Regions from separate parts of the Homo sapiens genome. Here region 1 is linked to region 2. A link is an interaction called in ENCODE POLR2A ChIA-PET data of the cell type or tissue named here. Cell type or tissue: Panc1. All regions are shown on one strand. Links, peaks and the distances in the headings refer to the core of each region. The heading gives the core; the rest is flanking DNA.

Region 1 (4,389 bases), core at 149-4,148, 110 kb after region 2:
CATGCACCACCACACCCGGCTAATTTTTGTATTTTTAGTAGAGATGTGGTTTTGCCATGTTGGCCAGGCTGATCTCAAACTCCTGACCTTAAGTGATCCACCCGCCTCGGCCTCCCAAAGTGCTGGGATTACAGGCGTGAGCTACCGCGCCTGGTCTTATTTTGCATTTCTCTAATGGCTAATGGTATTGAGCATTTTTTTCATGTGCTTATTTGTCATCTTTATATCTTTTTTAGTAAAGCATCTGTTCACATCTTTTGCCCATTTATAAAAATTGGGCATTCCTTGTTGGTCACAAGTCCTGTTGCAGATCTAAGAACCATCTTGGGAAGGCCGTTGGACTCAGGATCATGTTCAGTTGGAGGCAATGACATTTTTCATCCAGGAGACGTAAGCAGAGACCTGGGTGAAGACTGTGGGTTTCCTGGAGACATCACAGCCCTGGCTTGTTTTCCATTATTGCATCCTGAGGGTTCATTATATAGTATCAATACAAGTCTTTTATCAAATATGTGATTTGCAAGTCTTTTCTCTCTATCTATGGCTTGTCTTTTCATTCTCTTAAACAGTGCCTTTCAAAGAGCAGAAGTTATTAATTTTTATGAAGTCCAGCTTACAATTTTTTCTTTTATGGATCATGCTTTCAGTATCTCATATTGAAGAAATATTTACCTAACCTAAGGTCACAAAGGTTTTCTCTTATATTTTCTTCTAGAAGTGTTATGGTTTTCGGCTTTACAGTTAGGTCTGTAATCCATTTAGAGTTAGTGTTTGTAGATGGTGCGTGTATTAGTCCGTTCTCACACTGCTGTAAAGATACTACCTCAGATGTGGTAATTTATAAGCAAAGGAGATTTAATTGACTCACAGTTCTGCATGGCTGGGGAATCCTCAGGAAACCAACAATCATGGCAGAAGGGGAAGCAGGCATGTCTTACATGGCGGCAGATGAGAGAGAGCGAGCATGTGAGAGCTCAGAAGAAACTACCATTTGTAAAACCATCTGCTCTTGTGAGAGCTCACTATCACAAGAACAGGATGGGGGAAACCACCCCCATAATCCAATCACTTTCCTCCTTCGACACATGGGGATTACAATTTGAGAGGAGATTTGGGTAATGGCACAGAGCCAAACCATATCAGTGTGTAAGGTATAGATCCATGATTTTTTTTTTTTTTTGCATATGGAAATTTGATTTTTCCAGCACCATTTGATGGTAAGGCTATTAGTTATTTATTGCTGTGTGACAATTGCACCAAAATGTAGTAATTTAAAACAAAACAGCAGCTGGGCGTGGTGGCTCATGGCTGTAATCCCAACATTTTGGGAGACTGAGGCAGGAGGATTACTTGAGCCCAGGAGTTCCAGACCAGCCTGGAGAACATATTGAGACCCCATCTCTACAAAAAATATAAAAATTAGCCAGGTGTGGTGGCGTGTGCCTATAGTCCCAGCTATTCAAGATACTGAGGTGGGAGGATCACTTGAGCCCAGGAGGTTGAGGCTATACTGAGCTGTGATTGCGCCACTGTACTCCAGCCTGGGCAACAGAGTGAGATCGTCTCAAAAAAAAGCCCCAAAACCAAAATATGAAAAATGGTGGTTTTTATCCCACATCTGATTGATGCTCTTTTTTTTTTTTTTTTTTTTGAGATGGAGTCTCGCTCTGTCGCCCAGGCTGGAGGGCAGTGGCGCGATCTCGGCTCACTGCAAGCTCCACCTCCCAGGTTCACGCCATTCTCCTGCCTCAGCCTCCCAAGTAGCTGGGACTACAGATACCCGCCACCACGCCCACCTAATTTTTTTTTTTTTTTGTATTTTTGGTAGAGACAGGGTTTCACCATGTTGGCCAGGATGGTCTCCATCTCTTGACCTCATGATCCGCCCTCCTCAGCCTCCCAAAGTGCTGGGATTACAGATGTGAGCCACTGTGCCTGGCCGGGTCTTTCTTATATGATTTGTTAGGTGGGGTGTGGAGCAGTGCCCAGCCAGGGCTAATTATTCCCCAGTACCCAGGCCAGACCTTTCTGAGTGCTGCACCCGGCATCTTGTGAATGATAGGTTTCTCCAGTCTTCCTGGTGGGAGCAGCTGCCGTCTTGGGCTGTATGTAAGCACCTGGCACTGCTCCTCTGATCCTGGTGAATGGTTCTTCCTCCACTGTCTGGTAATTTCCTCACACTTGTGTGCTGCACTGTATCCCGCTGAAACTAGGGGACCTTCTGCAGATCTCCTCGTTCTCTCTGTGCAGTTCTCTCCTTTCCGGCACTCTATCCTACACATTCTCTCAGCTCCATCTCTGCAACTCAGGGAGTCTGCCTGGCTCCACCCATTCCTCCTCCCTGTGCTGTGACCTGGAAATTTTCCTAGGCAGCAAGCTGGGACGGTGGTCTTTTGTTTTGTTTTACTATTTTTTTTTTTGAGATGGAGACTTGCTCTGTTGCCCAGGTTGGAGTGCAGTAGTGCAATGTAGGCTCATAGTAACCTCCACCTCCCGGGTTCAACCGATTCTCCTGCCTCAGTCTCCTGAGTAGCTGGGATTACAGGTGCGCGCCACCACACCTGGCTAATTTTTTTGTATTTTTAGTAGAGATGAGGTTTCACCGTGTTAGCCAGGCTGGTCTCGATCTCCTGACCTCGTGATCCACCCACCTCGGCCTCCCAAAGTGCTGGGATTATAAGCATGAGCCACCGCGCCTGGCCTTGTTTTACTTTTTTAGGCAGGAGGGTAAATCTGTTTACTCTAACTTTCCTGTAAAATATTCCTGAGTAATTCACAAGTATTTTTAAAGTCCCCTTTTAAATCTTTTAGTCTTTCTATATCTCATTTTCTTTTTCCATTCTGATCTTCCATTCTAATAAGAAAACTACTTGAATGTAGGCTTTTGTGTCTGCCTGGATTAGAGGCCCTGTTCTACCTCCTATTGGCTAGGTAATCTTTACAAGTCATTTAATTTCTATGGAAAATGGGATGACAATAATATGTAGTCATACAGTTGTGTGAGAATCAAATGAGATTGTCTGATGGCCTGCGGTAGATGATGGGTGCAGAGTAAATGCTCAGTCGACACTGTCCAGCAGAAGGTAAGCCTTGATGAGTTTATGTACCTTGTTCAGCATTCACCTGGAATGTTCATGTCTCACTGTCTCCATGGGATGTTTTTGTCCGCAGATCTGCTCTGGCAGCAGCCATTCTGGCGACAACATTGACTGGGCGGACGGTTGCTATTCCTCAGCCTCGCCAGAGGTCCCGGTCTGAGAGTGATGTGAGCAGTGTTGAACAGGACAGCTTCATCGAGCCCTATGCCACCACCTCACAGCTGAGGCCTCGGTAGGTACCAGATCGCCGCCTCTGCTTCCTCTGAGAGTGGAAGAGGGGCAGGCTCAGCCTGGTCTCTACGTGTATGTGTGCATGCGTACATGTGTGTGCATGTGTACCTGTGTGGGTGCGTGGGTGCTCATGCATGTATTTATGACTAGAGTCTTAGTCACTGGGTTTTCATCACCAATGTCAAATGGACACTGTCCAGCAACCTAATTGCTCTGCGATCTGGATTTCCTCCATAGTGGATCTTGTTAGATTTTGACTTGTATGGGTCCTGGCCATTTTCACAGCGGCACAGAGCTAATGAATTCAGCGCTGCTTCCAGCCCTTAGTAAGTTTCTTTGTGCAGCAACCTGAACAGTGAGAGTGGTCCCTCCTTACCTCTCACGTGTATCTCTGGACATTCACATTAATTTGATCTTCTTGGCAGCTGCAGTTTAGCCTTTTTTCTTCATCATCTTTTCCTTTGTTGCTTGTCCTGGGTTTGAGCTGACACAGGGCTAGGGGGTCAGGAAGGTTTCCTCCTGAGGAAGAAAGGGTCAAGGGGAGAGCTTAGGATGTACAGGAATCATCTAGGAACAGCTCAAGGGCTAGGCATGATCTTTGTGGGGCTGGGATGAGCTTTCCAGACAGAAACGAGGGAGTGTGACACAGGTGGCAGTGGAAAGAGGATGTTTGGGATGCGAGATGGGGCTGGAGGAGTGGGCAGGGACCAGGCTGGGGGTGCCTTTGGTGTCCTGTTTAGAGGGTTGGTGTCTGCCTTTGGAGTGGTGGGAAGACACTGGAGGTCTCTAAGGGTGCATGGGGCAGGGATGGGAGTAGGGATCCACGATCACATTTGTCTGTTTTTTTTTTTTTTGTTTTGTTTGTTTTGTTTTGTTTTGTTTTGAGACAGAATTTCACTCTTGTTGCCCAGACTAGAGCACAATGGCACAATCTTGGCTCACTGCAACCACCGCCTCCTGGGTTCAAGCCATTCTCCTGCCTCAGCCTCCTGAGTAGCTGAGACTACAGGCACACGCCACCACACCTGGCTAATTTTTGTATTTTTAGTAGAGACGGGGT
Region 2 (4,389 bases), core at 236-4,235:
AGGCTTGTAATTCATTTATTTTTAATCCACAATCACTTCCTCCCTATATGTCAAAACACTTTTCCTTTTAAGTACTAGGGAAGAGTGTAATACAGTATAGTGTATAGCATAGCATCAGACAGCCCTGACTCTGCCACTTAGGAGGCTGGTGACCTCTGAGGCTCAGCTTCCTTCTCTGTAAAAAGGGGATGATAAAGTACCTACCTCACAGGGTTGTGGGAGAACTGAGCTAATGCATGCAGTGTACTTAGGACAGCACCTGGCACGGAATAAGTATGCAGGAAATGACAGCTATGTGTAAGAATTTATTGTAGACTGGGCGCGGTGGCTCACGCCTGTAATCCCAGCATGTTGGGAGGCTGAGACGGGCGGATCACTTGAGATCAGGAGTTCGAGACTAGCCTGATCAATATAATTTAGCCTGACTAAAAATACAAAAATTAGCCAGGCATGGTGGTACATGCCTAAGATCTCAGCTACTCGGGAGGCTGAGGCAGGAGAATAGCTTGAACTCAGGAGGCAGAGGTTGCAGTGAGCTGAGATCACACCACTGCACTGCACTCCAGCCAGGGGGACAGAGCAAGACTCCATCTCGAAAAAAAAAATATGTATATATATATTTAGTAAAGTGGGGAAAACTGAGACTGTGAGGGCCAAAAGGGTGTGGCTAAGGGGACTTTGAGCCTGCTGAACTTGATGTGGTCCTCTCTAGTTGGTGTTCCTCCATGGCACCAAATGGCTTAAATTTCTGAGAATTTTAATTTTTTTTTTTTTTTTTTTTTTTGAGACGACGTCTCACTCTGTCGCTCAGGCTGGAGTGCAGTGGTGCCATCTCAGCTCACTGCAACCTCCACCTCCCGGGTTCACGCCGTCCTCCTGCCTCAGCATCCTGGGTAGCTGGGACCTTACAGGCGCATGCCACCACACCTGGCTAATTTTTTGTATTTTTAGTAGAGACGGGGTTTCACCGTATTAGCCAGGATGGTCTCGATCTCCTGACCTCGTGATCCACCCACCTCAGGCTCCCAAAGTGCCGGGATTACAGGTGTGAGCCATCGCGCCTGGCCAATTTTTTTTTTTTCTTTATAAGACAGTATCTTGCTCTGTAGCCCAGGCTGGAGTACGGTGGTGTAATCTTGGCTCACTGCAGTCTTGAACTCTTGTGCTCAAGAAATCCTTCTGCCTCAACTTCCTGAGTATCTGGAACTGCAGGCATGTGCTACCACTCCTGGCTTTTTGTGTGTGTGTGTGTGATGGAGTCTCACTCTGTTGCCCAGGCTGAAGTGCAGTAGTGCGATCCTGGCTCACTGCAACCTTCATCTCCTGAGTTTAAGAGATTCTCTTGCCTCAGCCTCCTGAGTAGCTGGGATCACAGGTGCCCACCACTAAGTCCAGCTAATTTTTTGCATTTTTAGTAGAGACAGGGTTTCACCATGTTGGCCAGGCAGGTCTCGAACTTCTGACCGCAAGTGATCCCTCCGCCTCAGCCTCCCAAAGTGCTGGGATTACAGGCGTGAACCACTGCGCCCGGCCACTCCTGGCTAATTAATTAAATTTTTTTGTAGAGATGGATGTTTCAGTATGTTGCCCAGGATGGTCTTGAACTCCTGGGCTCAAGTGATCCTCCTGCCTTGGCCTCCTAATGTGCTGGGATTACAGGTGAGAGCCACTGGGCCTGGTAATTTCTAAGAATTATTTTTACAAAAATTGCAAAATGGGCCAAGCATGGTGGCTCATGCATGTAATCCCAGCACTTTGGGAGGCCGAGGCAGGTGGATCACCTGAGATCACGAGTTCAAGACCAGCCTGGCCAACATGCTGAAACCCCATCTCTACTAAAAATACAAAAAATCAGCAAGGCGTGGTGGTGCGCGCCTGTAATCCCAGCTATTAGGGAGGCTGAGGCAGGAGAATCACTTGAACCTGGGAGGTGGAGGTTGCGGTAAGCTGAGATCGTGCCACTGCACTCCAGCCTAGGCAACAGAGGGAGACTCTGTCTCAAAAAAAAAAAAAAAAAATTGCAAAGTTGAGTTTACTATTTGCAGTGAATTTTATTCATTCAAGGATTATCTTATAATTTCTGCATTTAATTTGGCAAACTTCATCAGATTCCCCAAGAGAGGATGTTATTTCAGGCTGCCCTCAAAAACCAACATTCCTTTGTCAACAAGAAGGTCTTAGGACGTGACACTTGAATTTTACTTGGAGGAACTGGGTCCCTGGACAGGCACCCAACTGGGTCCCTGGACAGGCACCTGCTGACCTAAACCAGATGGTAAAATGAGACTTAACAAAACAGTTGTTTGCAGTTGAGATTTTAATCTTTTGCATAGCTCAGAAGTTCCCACCCAACTCTTTTGTTAGTAGCACAGGGGCTCATGGGTGGTTCTTGTTGCACAGACCACCAATGGGGTTGACAAATAGGAGGTGAGATGCTGCTGTCCTGTTGGGTCAGCGGCGGCAGTTCTAATTGCCTGGTCAAAGTGGGATCAGAGATAAAAGAACAGACCTGTGGGTACCAGTGCAATGAGTCATGAGAATGTCTAAAGATGTCTGGTTCTGCGCAGATGTAGCCCCAAGCACTGACACTCAGATGGCTCACATGGCCAGGAAATGCCCCGCTGGGACTTACACAGAGAGGAGCCCGTTTTCCTCTGAAGATGCTCAGGAGGTAGTCTTTGGGTGGGCTGGTGTGTGTTTAACACCACGCGTCCTTTTCTTACTCTTCATCCTTTTTATTTTTTACATTATTTATTTATTTATTTACTTACTTATTTGAGACAGAGTCTTGCTCTGTTTTCCAGGCTGGAGTGCAGTGGCGCAATCTGGGCTCACTGCAACCTCTGCCTCCCGGGTTCAAGTGATTCTCCTGCCTCAGCCTCCTGAACAGCTGGGATTACAGGCACATGCCACCATGCCCGGCTAATTTTTGTATTTTTAGTAGAGACGGGGTTTCACCATGTTGGTTAGTCTGGTCTCAAACTCCTGACCTCCTGATCCTCCTGCCTCGGCCTCCCAAAGTGCTGGGATTATAGGCGTAAGCTACCACGCCTGGCCTATTTATTTATTTATTTTATTATTACTATTTTCTTGAGACGGAGTTTCGCTCTTGTTGCCCAGGCTGGAGTGCAATGGCGCGATGTTGGCTCACTGCAACCTCTGCCTCCCAGGTTAAAGCAATTCTCCTGTCTCAGCCTCCTGAGTAGCTGGGATCACAGGCCTGTGCCATCAGGCCCAGCTAATGTTTTGATTTTTTAGTAGAGACGGCGTTTCACCATGTTGGTCAGGCTGGTCTCATACCCCTGACTTCAGATTATCCATCAGCCTCGGCCTCCCAAAGTGCTGGGATTACAGGCGTGAGCCACCGTGCCCGGCCTATTTATTTATTTTTAAACAGGGTCTTGGTCTGTTGCCCAGGCTGGAGTGCAGTGGCAACGATCATAGCTCACTGCAGCCTCCACCTCCTGGGCTCAAGGAATCCTCCTGCCTCAGTCTCCTGAGTAGCTGAGACTACAGGCATGCGCCACCATGCCTGGCTGTTATTTTTATTTACTTATTTATTTGAAACAGGGTCTTACTCGTGTCACCCAGGCTGGAGTGCAGTGGTGTGATCTCGGCACTCCAGCCTGTGCCTGGTCTCTTCTTCCTTTTTAACAAAAGGAACAACTCAAAAAGGCAATGATATCTGGCTAGATTTAATAATATATTTTGCCCTTTATTGTATTCACTTTTATGTTTCTCCTCTAACAGGGAAAGTATCACTGGTTTTCCCCTTATGGTTGTGATATAGTTGCCTTTTAAAATAAAATTTGGGCCAGGCACAGTGACTCATGCCTGTAATCTCAGCACTTTAGGAGGCCAAGGCAGGAGGATCACTTGAGCCCAGGAGTTTGAGAACAGCCTGAGCAATATAGTGAGACCCCATCTCTACAAAAATTTAAAAATTAGCCAAGTTAGTGGTGCACACCTGTTGTCCCAACTACTTGGGAGGCTGAGGCAGAAGAATCCTTCAAGTCCAGGAATTGGAGGCTGCAGTGAGCTATAATCATACCAATGCACTCCAGCTTGGGCAACAGGGCGAGACACTGTCTCAAAAACTAACTAAATAAATTTAATTAATTTGTTTAAATAAAGTAATTTAAAAAAAAGATTATTGGCCAGGCGTGGTGGCTCATGCCTGTAATCCCACCACTTTGGGAGGCTGAGGTGGGAGGATCACTTGAACTCAGGAGTTCCAGCCCAGCCTGGGCAACATGGAGAAACCCCGTCTCTACAAAAAATAAAAAAAAATTAGCCGAGTGTGGTGGGGCATGCCTGTGGTTCCATCTACTTGGGAAGCTGAGGTGGGAGGATCATCTGAGCCCGGGAAACAGAGGTTGCAGTGAGCCA

What was found. ChIA-PET counts read pairs that join two places held together with the same protein. Peaks named below come from ENCODE experiments on the same cell type or tissue, not always from the same donor. Only the 100,000 strongest peaks of a DNase experiment are listed, where the experiment ranks them.
Region 1: POLR2A ChIA-PET joins it to region 2 with 5 read pairs; 8 of 35 experiments call an interaction of 5 or more read pairs at or near these places.

Annotation. Positions count from the first base shown.
Region 1 is chr19:32,958,841-32,963,229 of GRCh38, reverse strand. CEP89 (centrosomal protein 89) reads left to right here. Exons shown (of 19, transcript NM_032816.5): 3 at 3,172-3,330. Among named protein-coding and RNA genes, the nearest start is that of CEP89, 11 kb to the left of the region's middle. In Panc1, for the core only: no CTCF peak of the experiment used is centred there; no DNase peak of the experiment used is centred there.
Region 2 is chr19:33,067,974-33,072,362 of GRCh38, reverse strand. No RefSeq gene overlaps it. Among named protein-coding and RNA genes, the nearest start is that of RHPN2, 5.3 kb to the right of the region's middle. In Panc1, for the core only: no CTCF peak of the experiment used is centred there; a DNase peak (open chromatin) is centred at 2,542; H3K27ac peaks cover 4,000 bases.